Regions from separate parts of the Homo sapiens genome. Here region 1 is linked to region 2. The links are chromatin loops, found by intact Hi-C in ENCODE. Cell type or tissue: GM12878. All regions are shown on one strand.

What was found. Hi-C counts contacts between places; a loop is a spot of excess contacts. Peaks named below come from ENCODE experiments on the same cell type or tissue, not always from the same donor. Only the 100,000 strongest peaks of a DNase experiment are listed, where the experiment ranks them.
Region 1: it touches region 2 in a loop (4-fold over the local background); 103 of 110 quality-filtered maps call a loop at or near these places.

What each region holds. Positions count from the first base shown.
Region 1 is chr11:126,186,407-126,191,406 of GRCh38, reverse strand. No RefSeq gene overlaps it. Among named protein-coding and RNA genes, the nearest start is that of RPUSD4, 23 kb to the left of the region's middle. RefSeq lists an enhancer at 4,764-5,000. In GM12878, a CTCF peak has its summit at 4,139; DNase peaks (open chromatin) are centred at 2,036 and 2,636; H3K4me3 peaks cover 1,320 bases; H3K27ac peaks cover 1,836 bases.
Region 2 is chr11:125,920,695-125,925,694 of GRCh38, reverse strand. DDX25 (DEAD-box helicase 25) reads right to left here. Exons shown (of 12, transcript NM_013264.5): 11 at 4,316-4,504; 12 at 1-2,875. The coding sequence ends at 2,814. DDX25-AS1 (DDX25 antisense RNA 1) reads left to right here. Exons shown (of 4, transcript NR_199024.1): 4 at 160-2,276. Among named protein-coding and RNA genes, the nearest start is that of DDX25-AS1, 16 kb to the left of the region's middle. In GM12878, a CTCF peak has its summit at 2,476 (motif pointing left); a DNase peak (open chromatin) is centred at 2,494.

The DNA.
Region 1 (5,000 bases), 270 kb before region 2:
CATGGTTCTGGAGGCTGGAAGTCCAAGATCCAGGTGTTGGCAGGCTTGGTTTCTCTGGAGGCCTCTCTGTTGCTGATGGCTGCCTTCTCTGTGTGCGCTCACACAGCTTCTCCTCGGTGTGGGCCTGTGATCTGATTGCCTCTTCTTACAGGGACACTGGTCAGAGTGGGTGAGGGCACGTCCTCGAGGCTCCATTTCAATGGACTCACCCCCTTAAAGGCTTATCTCCAAGGGTCGTCACATTCTGAGGTACTGGGGTTGAGTCTTCAACACAGGAATTTGGGAGAGACAGTCAGCCCATAGCACACACCAGCCACTGCTGGGGAAGGTGGTCACAGCAGCAGAGGCTGGCTTCTATCGGACACTTGCCGCGAGCCAGGCACGGTGCTGGGGCTGTGCCGTGTGAGCTCATTGAATCCCGCAGTGCTTCCACGAAGGAGATATTTCAGAGATGAGGAAATCAGCTTGGGCAGACTGCCTGAGGGCATGCACCTGGAAAGCCAGGAAACAGGCCTGGACGCACGGACTTACCCACGGTACTATGTTGCTGCCCGATTAGATTTCTAGCACTTTCTCTAGAGGAGGAGGGTCATGCGGTTACGCTCTTTGGGGCCATTAGTCTGTTTTTCTAGAGTCCTAATGGGAATGAAGAACAGCCCTAACTCTGCTATTCTGACTGCAGTTTGGGGGAGAACTAGGAAAGGAAAAGCAGAAAAAGGGGGTCAGTTCCTCCACACTGCATATGGAGAAGGGCATTCCAAGCTGAATTAGTGGCTTTGACTCCGGAGAGGGCAGGCCATGCCCAAGTGGTTGTTAGAACCTCAGGAGCACATGTGAGGAGCCCCCAGGCTAGCTTAGGAGATGGCCTTGGAAATGGGAGGGGGCACAGTTGTTTCCCAAACTGGGCGGGACTTGGGGAACCCCCATCTGGGATTGTCCACCATGGATGTGAAGACCAAGGGCTCAGGGAGTGAAGGTCATGGCAGATACCCCCAGCCAAGGTGGCTGGCCTGGGAGTGGGAAGATGCCAGGAGAACACAGCATGGCCAGCAGCTCCCTGGGGCTGTCTGACAGCTCCTGAAGGGCCTCGGGTTCCACACGGAGTGTGGGGTGGTTTGAAGGTGTTGGCATGAAGCCAGTGCTCCTTGGTTCCTGGTGTGGGGGCCAGAAGCTCAGAATACTGGGGCTAAGGGAACCCCCTACATCTGACATCAATTCTTTTCCCTGTCCCCAAATGGGGGCTGGAGTGGGGAAGGGTTGAGGTTGTCATGTCCAAAGCTCTTTCCTTCTCATCCTCCTAAGCACCCAGCATCACTCATCCCTGGACAATTTAGCTGCCATCAGCACCTGCTGTTTGATGCAGAAAGAGGGGAAGGGGAGGTCAGAGGAGGGAGGAGAGCAGAGGGGACACCAGAGGCTTTGTTCCCAGGTGCCCACCTCCTAGGGAGGGAGGGGTGGGGGTCAGTGGCAGCCCCATGCCCTATCTGGCAGGCAATCCTGTGTCTGAGTTTGGGAATTAAGCTGTCCTCGCCTCTCCAGCATGAATGAGGCCTGGGGGACTGTGACAAGAGCTGTCAGTGCTGGTATCCTGTGCCAGTAATCGCTCAAAAGGCCAGGCAGCTCAGGACGCCTGGGAAAGATGGGATGGAGAGGGCAGGGTCCAGGGCCTGCTGGGGAGGGGCCAGACAGGAACACAGACACCTTTGTGTGCACCTGATCAGTGCCAGCCACTGGCTGCTTCCTGTCGGAGGGGCTTTGTCCCTGTCCTGTCTCCCATGCCTGGACTTTAGGCAACTCTGGGCCTAGGGCCACATCCAACCACACTGTGTTCTGTCCCCAGCGCTTGCTCGGGGCCAGGCTCCGAGCTTCCCCTGAAAGCTTGTCCTGGAGGGGATCGAACTTCAAGGCGAGGCAGGTGACGGTGAATGTCTTGACGGCCCTCAGCAGATGGGGCTTTTACTGAGGTTGAGTTTCTTTCTGGCAAGAAGTTTTGGGGACCAGGGTTCTAGGCCGTGGGCCCCAGCCCAGCTCATTCCAAAACCATTAGGCCAGGTAACCGCAGCAGCACAGTGGGGCCAGGTGACAGCTGGAGCAGCTGCAGACAGCCTCAGTCCCCAGCGTGCTGACATGTTAGAAGTACACGTCACTATCTCAGCAGTCAGCCGCCACATCTGGAACTGCTCTCGGCCTCCTCTAATTGCCTCATTATTTTCCGAGGAAAAGCGCCCCCGTCCCCAGCTCTCCGTTGCTGTCCCTTCCCTCTGGCCTGTCCCGAAATCCACCTGAATGAGCCCCAGACCAGGGTTTGGGATTCTATGGGGGAGGGGAGGGCATCTCTCCAACTTGCAGGCCCTAGAAAAGAGAGAAACCACACATGGACCTGGCTTTGTCCCTGGTGCCCGGAACGCAGGGTCCTTGAAGAATTCAGGTGGATCCCTTGGAACACGCAAGACTCTGACCCCTCTTCCTGTCAGCAAGTGTCTGTCGTGCACAACATTGTCTGAAACTAGGGAGAGGGCAAGGAAGCAGAAGATACAGTTTCTGCACACAGTGCACCTGCCATCTAGGTGGAAAGACAAAAAGGAAGTGGAGAACCAGTCAGGCGAGGTGTGGCTTATAATCCTGACCGCATCTCATTTGTCCACCCATCACCTAGGGGCCCGGGCTGTGTGTTGGCCGTAGTGGGTGTCGAGATGCAGCTGTAGCCCTGTCCTGGAGCACCTGACATGTTTCAGAGAGATTGCAGGAGAGGCACCCAGGCATCCGGAGATCACTAGCAAAATGCCGATGCAGCCTGGGTGGGGAGGGGGCCTTCCTGGGGACCTGAGAGCTTTCAGGAGGAGAGAAGGGAGGGGCATTCCAGAGGAAGGAGTGCTGTGGTTTCTAGATGTGTCTGCAAGCAGTGTGGTGTGTTACTGCAGTGTAGAGCTTGTGGCAGGGAGCGACATGGCTGGAGAAGTAGCAAACTTGGGGAGCTTGGATCCTGACCCATAGGGGAGGGGAGCACGAGACGGCAGAGGTCAGAAAGCCCAGGGAGGGGGAGGTAGGTAGCACAGAGCTGTTGCGGAGTCAGGGCCGTGGCACACCTGGAGGCCTGCGCCGTCCTGATAATCCTCTCAGCCGGTGACTAAAGGAGCCCTCCAAGCAGCAGACAAGTTACCCCTCAACATCAAGACACCCAGAAACTCCCCGGCTTCAGCTCTCCCTGGGTCTCAGGTCACCACTTAGCCCAGCTGTGTCCGGTGCAGACCTGGAAGGAGTGTGGGAGGATCTGTTTGGCTGGTGGGTCTTAGGGTCCTTCTTTTTTTTTTTTCTTGAGATGGAGTCTCGCTCTGTCACCAGGCTGGGGTGCAGTGATGTGATCTCAGCTCACTGCAGTCTCCACCTCCCGGGTTCAAGCAATTCTCCTGCCTCAGCCTCCCGAGTAGCTGGGACTACAGGTGCGTACCACCACGCCTGACTAATTTTTGTATTTTTAGTGGAGACGGGGTTTCACCATGTTGGTCAGGATGGTCTCAATCTCCTGACCTCGTGATCTGCCCACCTCAGCCTCCCAAAGTGCTGGGATTACAAGTGTGAGCCACCCTGCCACCCTACCCAGCCCTTAGGGTCCTTCTTGTACTTGTTGGGGGCTCCTTGTTCCTGGAAGCCCACGGTCTCCCCCACCTGCCCAAGGTGGGCCCTGGGTGGGCCACTCTCAGGCCCAGCGACCCGGCTGGCCTGTCCTGGGAGTCTTTGCAGCCGGAACCTCAGAAAGGATGGGGAAAGCTTGGAGCTGCATGTAGGGTTCCAGCTGGAAAAATTGGAGGGGAAGGCACACTCCATCCTGCCCCCAGCATCAACTGAGGCCAAGAATTCTCCTAACAGGGCCTGGCTCCAAAAGATGACAGGCCGCCCATCATCTGCCGGCCTCTGTTGTGGTCCCTGGCACAGTCTCTGTCCCTGTCTGACTCTCAGTGTTTATACATATTCATCCCTCTGTGCCCCAGCATGTGGTCCCTGGTTAGTGCCTTCCCCTTCTGTTAAGATTGCACTCTCGTCCCCTCGCACCTGCCTCGCTCCCTGCCTCTCATTTTCTGTCTCTTATTTTCTCTCTCCAGTCTCTCCTTCTGTGTTAATGTCCCTTCTCTCCTCTGGGTGGCAGCTTCGGCGCCATCCTCTCTTCAGCCTCCTTTTCACTGGGGAGAGCCCCTCTTAGGGGAGGCCCAGCAGCGGCCCCATGATGCAGGGGTGCTGATGAGGGTGCCTGAGCCCCCACAAGACCTGTGTGGGAGGGCAAGGAGGGATGGGCAGAGGCGAGGAGAGGGTGGTGAGAGCTACGGGCAGGGCCTTGGTCAGGGAAGTGAGGAACCTCCTTCACCTCACCCAGTCCCAGCCCGGGACGCCCTTCACAGAGACGGAGGCAGGAATGGCGCTCTTTTCTCTGGCTTCCTGCAGCTGGGGCTCTGTGGGGCCGTAGTGGACTTCAGCCTCGGACGGTCTCCACCAGCTCCTCTCTCAAACAAACAAACTGAGCCTGCTCTGCAAATGTTTGATGACCGGTCCCCTCTATACCTCCCTTGCAGCCTCCCCAGGCCCCTGCTGTATAGAAATGCTGGAGCCTCCACCACTCAGAGATGGGCACCAGCGCTGCGCTGAGTCCAAGAGGGGCGAGGCAGGCCTCTCCTGTTGCAGGGGAGTGGGGTGTACGTGGGACCCTGGGGAATGATCCTAAGGTGACAAAGTTGGGACCCTTCAGTAGCTCATAAACTGGCGTGAAGACTAAAATGAAATGGTAGGGGCGACTCCAGTCATGGGCCCCTGGGCTTAAGGCACCTCAGCACTTCATGATCCCTCAGCCGGAGCCCGGAAGCCTTCCTTGGGGGAGGTCCAGCAGGCGTCCAGCTGTCCACTCCCTGGCCTCGCCTGGCTCCCTTCCCTTGCTGGACACGCACCGAGTCACCAGGCCTGCTTCTCCCCAGGCTTCAGATGTGCAGGCGCGCCCCTTCCACTCGAGGCCT
Region 2 (5,000 bases):
ATGAATTTCAATATGCTAACAGTATTAAGCTGGCCAAGATAAACTTAACGGATTTGGTTTAGTATTTGGTGCCAAGAAACATACAGCTGATGAACCCAGCTCACAGTTGCACTGAAATCACCTGGTGTTTCCTTGCCTCTCTATCTACTCTGTCCTCAGGCAGGCACTGAGAGAGATGACCTTGGCCAGGCCATGCAGGAAGACGGGAAAATTGCTTACAGCTCTGACAGGAGCTGCACCCTGCAAAAAACAGCCTTTGGATTGTTGACTCACCAAACTAGCCAGTTCGTGTTAATGCAGCTGTGACACAGGATGGCTTTGCTGCCTCCTAGGTGGTGAGACAAAGGGACGTGAGGAGGGGGCAAAAGGGAACGCAGAAAAATACCTGGTTCATGCAGACCTGTGGGAACAGCTGCCAAACAAAAATTACTGAGGACATTTGTGAGGGTAACTGGCGGAGATCTTACCAGAGATTTGAACTGTAAAGGAAAGTGGTAAAGTTTTATTTAGGACACCCCAAGGCGGAGCTGAGCACGGTGGAAGGTCCAACTCGATTCTCGAATAGTAAGAGAACAAAGTATCTGGATACACTTCTCATGCTCATTCATCCTGTGCCATGTAATTGGGGTTCAAAACTAGGATGGAAAACCTAAAAAAAAATTATTAGTGAATGAGGAAGTGGCAAAAGAAAAAAAAATTTACTCAACAAAGACAAAGGTTCCTTGGGCACTTAGAATGCACTGGGCACTGTGTTAGGGGTATTGAGTGGACAAGAGTGATCACCAGCTTCCAGTCCAGAGAGAAGGGCAGATGTAGGATAAGGAGAACCAGGATGGACACCGAGCAGCAGGAGTTCCATGTGTTACAAGTTCTGTCCCCAAGGGCCTCTCTGCCTGAGGGTCTCCCGCTGGGACGGCCATCTTCGTTACCACTGCTCTACCTGCACTTGCGGCTCCCTTATGGAAGTGGGTATTTCTGGGCTCTGCCCTCGGAGAGTCTGCTTTCATCTGCATGGGGAAGGAAATCTGTATTTTTTTCCCCGGGCTCTCCAGGTAATTATGGTAAGCTGGGTCTGGAACACTTCCTCTCGTAGACTCAGGTTAGAAAGTTGCTGGGTGGTACAAAGTCCATGCTGAGAAGGCACAGTTGAATACATCCTGCTCTCCTGTAGGAGATCCTGAGTGTCCTCTCCTCTGGGAGCCAGCCTAGATGGTGTTAGGGTCCCTCCTCTGTGCTACACTAGTGATCTGGGCCCGCTTGCTTTAGCACAGTCTGTTATCATGCTGGCTTATTCTAGGTCTCTGCCATTAGGCTCTGAATTCCAACATGGCTGTTGTATCTCACTCACCTCCTTTTCCCTGGTGTTTGGCATAAAGGGTATACAATAAATATCTGTTGCTAAATGAGGGAGGGGAGCGCGTTTTTTTTGAGATAGAGTCTCACTCTGTCGCCCAGGCTGGAATGCAGTGGCACGATCTCGGCTCACTGCAATCTCGGCCTCCTGGGTTCAAGTGATTCTCCTGCCTCAGCCTCCTGAGTAGCTGGGATTACAGGCACGCGTACCACCACGCCCAGCTAATTTTTATATTTTTAGTAGAGAAGGGGTTTCACCATGTTGGTAAGGCTGGTCTTAACTCCTGACCTCGTGATCCGCCCTCCTTGGCCTCCCAAAGTGCTAGGATTACAGGTGTGAGCCACTGTGCCCAGCCACGTGATGATTTTTATGTATTTCTGAGCCCTGCTCTCCGGGAGAAAACATGGGCAGGGTGACATGGAAGAGGGATATCAAAATAGATATGCCAGGAACCACCATGCCACCGATGACAGGGCCACTCACTGCAGCCACTGGTGCAGTTTGGTGCCGTGACAGAGCTGGTACCGGCGCTCTGGTTACAAGATCCGCTCCGGCTTTCTGGGGGACTCTCCATTTACCCCATCTTCTCAAGCTCACTACACTTTACTTTTGAGTAGGAAATATGAAAAATTAAAAAGTATCTCAATGGGTCTTGTGGGAAAATGTCCAGGATTCTGACATACCTTTAAATTCTTAAAAGCAAAAAACTTTTGCTCTCTAAAATGTTACTTCTTTAATAGGGTATGTGGGTTTTTTTTTTACCCTCCCGACTGCTTTTAAGAAATGCCCATAATACAGCCACACTTTTAGAGACTATGAAATAACTGATGAGGGAGTAAATCTTTAATTTGAAGAGAAGCAAAATAGAAAAATACTCTGAAATTCTGTATGTCCCTTGAAACATTAAAGAAGTAAAATACTCTTTCTTTCAAATGGTTTCACTTTTTAAAAGTTTTAATCTGTACTTTCACTTAAGAACATGCATGTGCATGCATGGGGGAGTTTAAGGCGGGGAGCGGGGAAAGGCATAAATGGCTGGAAAGGGCACCTGTGAGTGAGGTCTGAAGACATGGGCTTTTTCCTACTCGCTCCGCTTCCAAAATCAGCGAAGCTCTACCGCCCTCTTGTGACACAGTAAGATGCTCCCAAGAGGCACGATCTGCTCAGATTGTATCAACCAAATCCAAAAACACCCCCATAGCCCACATTGAGACATTACCTGTACAAAGATTAGAATAAGAAATAATCTTGCCTTTTTTTTATTCAAAAGGATCACAAGCTTCACATCAATTTGGCTTCAAAAAGACCTCATGTCTTAAAACTAAGTACCGTGACATTTATTTTGCCATCTGTGACAGTTTCACGTCGAAAAAGCCTCAACATAAAAAAATTACCTTCAAAACCCACTGAGACATTCTCACATAAACTAGGATACTGCACAAACAATAAAGTTCTTTCTTCAATAGTCAATCTTTTCAATTTCATCCATGTCTTCAGCGTTGAGTTGCTTAATACTGCTGTCTAAAAGAACAAAAGAGAACAGAACTAGTCTCATGTCAGGGTCTAAATGGAACTTCATTCCATCCATATTTCTGAAGACAGTGATACCTCGTATAAAAAGCCTTGGTATAGGAACATAAGGAAGGAAGGGTGCCAAAATCACTGACCAATACTAACTCAAACAGCATCAAATGCACCAGACCATGGAATGTATGTATCTAGATACGCTGGGGCAGAGAAGGCCAGAGTGGAAGTGAGGAGAGCCTGGGAGGGACTGAGGCTCTTCTACTGCAGTCACTTCCTGAGACCAGGGCCTTAGAAGCTCACCATAGCGACAGTGGCCTTAACACATCTTCCTCACCCTGTCCTCCCCAGTTAGCCTAACACAGGGGCACTTAACCTACTTCCCTGAAAGGTCGGTGGATGTGCTACACTCAGTCTGCCAACCTGTGAAAATTATATTCCAAATGGCATGTGTGTGCCTGTGTGCACTTCCCTGGGGACAGCGCTTATTGCTTTCTACAAGGTTAAGTACCACTGTCCTGGAAGGTGTTCCTTCTCCCCTGCTCCCCAGCCACATCCATGGGCTTTGGGGCACAGGACAATTTGAACCATGGGACCTTTTGAGTTTCCATCAGAGAAATCTGCCAGTCCAGAGTTCCAGCAGGCCATCATCAGAGCCTGCCTTGTTTAGATGGGGGGCTGGAGGAAAGGTCGCGGACTTCAGAATTTAGGACTTTCCTGTTTGGGAGGGTGGGCAAGAGGAGGGAAAAAGCGTAAGTAAAAGAGGAGAACTGAAGAGAATCTTAAAGGATGTTACTACTTTGCTTAGGGAATTTCTTTATAAGATACGAAAATCTGCTTCTGTAATCTGCTCTGCCTTCACAAGATGTGAAATTCTGACTCCAGAATGAGTTATAACATGTAAATCTGAGCTCAAATTTTATTTTTTTGAGACGCAGTCTCACTCTTTCGCCAGGCTGGAGTGCAGTTGTGCGACCTCAGCTCACTGCAACCTCCGCCTCCTGGGTTCAAGCGATTCTCCTGCCTCAGCCTCTCCAGCAGCTGAGACTACAGGCATGTGCCACCACGCCCAGCTAATTTTTGTATTGTTAGTAGAGATGGGGTTTTACCATGTTGGCCAGGATGGTCTGGATTTCCTGACCTCATGATCTGACCACCTCGGCCTCCCAAAGTGCTGGGATTACAGGTGTGAGCTGCCACACCCGGCCTGAGCTCATATTAATTCTGCTTGATCAAAATAATTTTTAATTACCATATAAGCATTATTTAATCATCTGTCTCATATTAGAACCCTGGTCCTGTGAATTAGAAGCCTTCCAGCTCATGCATTCTGCTTCTACTACTCTCATGAGCCCCTGGACTCCAGCTCTCCAGCACACATCATCACTGTCAGACCGGCAGGTCTGTAGTTCATATTGTGAGGGTGGTGCTACTTACTAAAGTGGTCCTGGATTTTCATGAGCGAGGGCAGCTCATCTACTTCAATCATGTTGAAGGCAAGGCCTTTTTTCCCAAAGCGCCCCGTCCGCCCTATGCGGTGGAGGTAGGTCTCATAGTCCGGCTCCTCTCCTTGTTTTACAGGGAGATCAAAGTTCACAACAATTGTGACCTGCTTCACATCAATCCCTAGAAGAGGAAAAACACTGTAGGGTCCTGCAATGCTTTCCTCAGTACACGGGCCATTCAAGTACCACGTCTGCCAAGGGAATTCCTATTTATAGAGAAAATTTAGAAATCCAACCAGGGCTTATGTAATTGAGACAGGTACTTTGGTTAGGAAGTTTGCTTGCATGCTGTGATGTCTATGATGCTAGATGAGCGTGTCCATAGAGAATGCTACAGAAATGTAAATATACACAAGGCGTGTGTGTGTGTGTGTGTGTGTGTGTGTGTGTGTATGTGTGTGTGTGGTGGAGAGGTGCCCTCACCAAGCCCACAGAGCCACCCTCTCCTCTCTGCTCCTGCTGTGCCAAGTCCCCAGCAGGCCCCATAGTCTCACACCCGCTTGCCCGTCATGGGGCTCTGGCTCTGCTCCGTTTCATGGCTACTGTCCTGGTCAGGTCTTTTGAGCCCTTGCCTCAGTGGTTACAACAACTTCCAGACTGGTTTCTCACCACTCTCT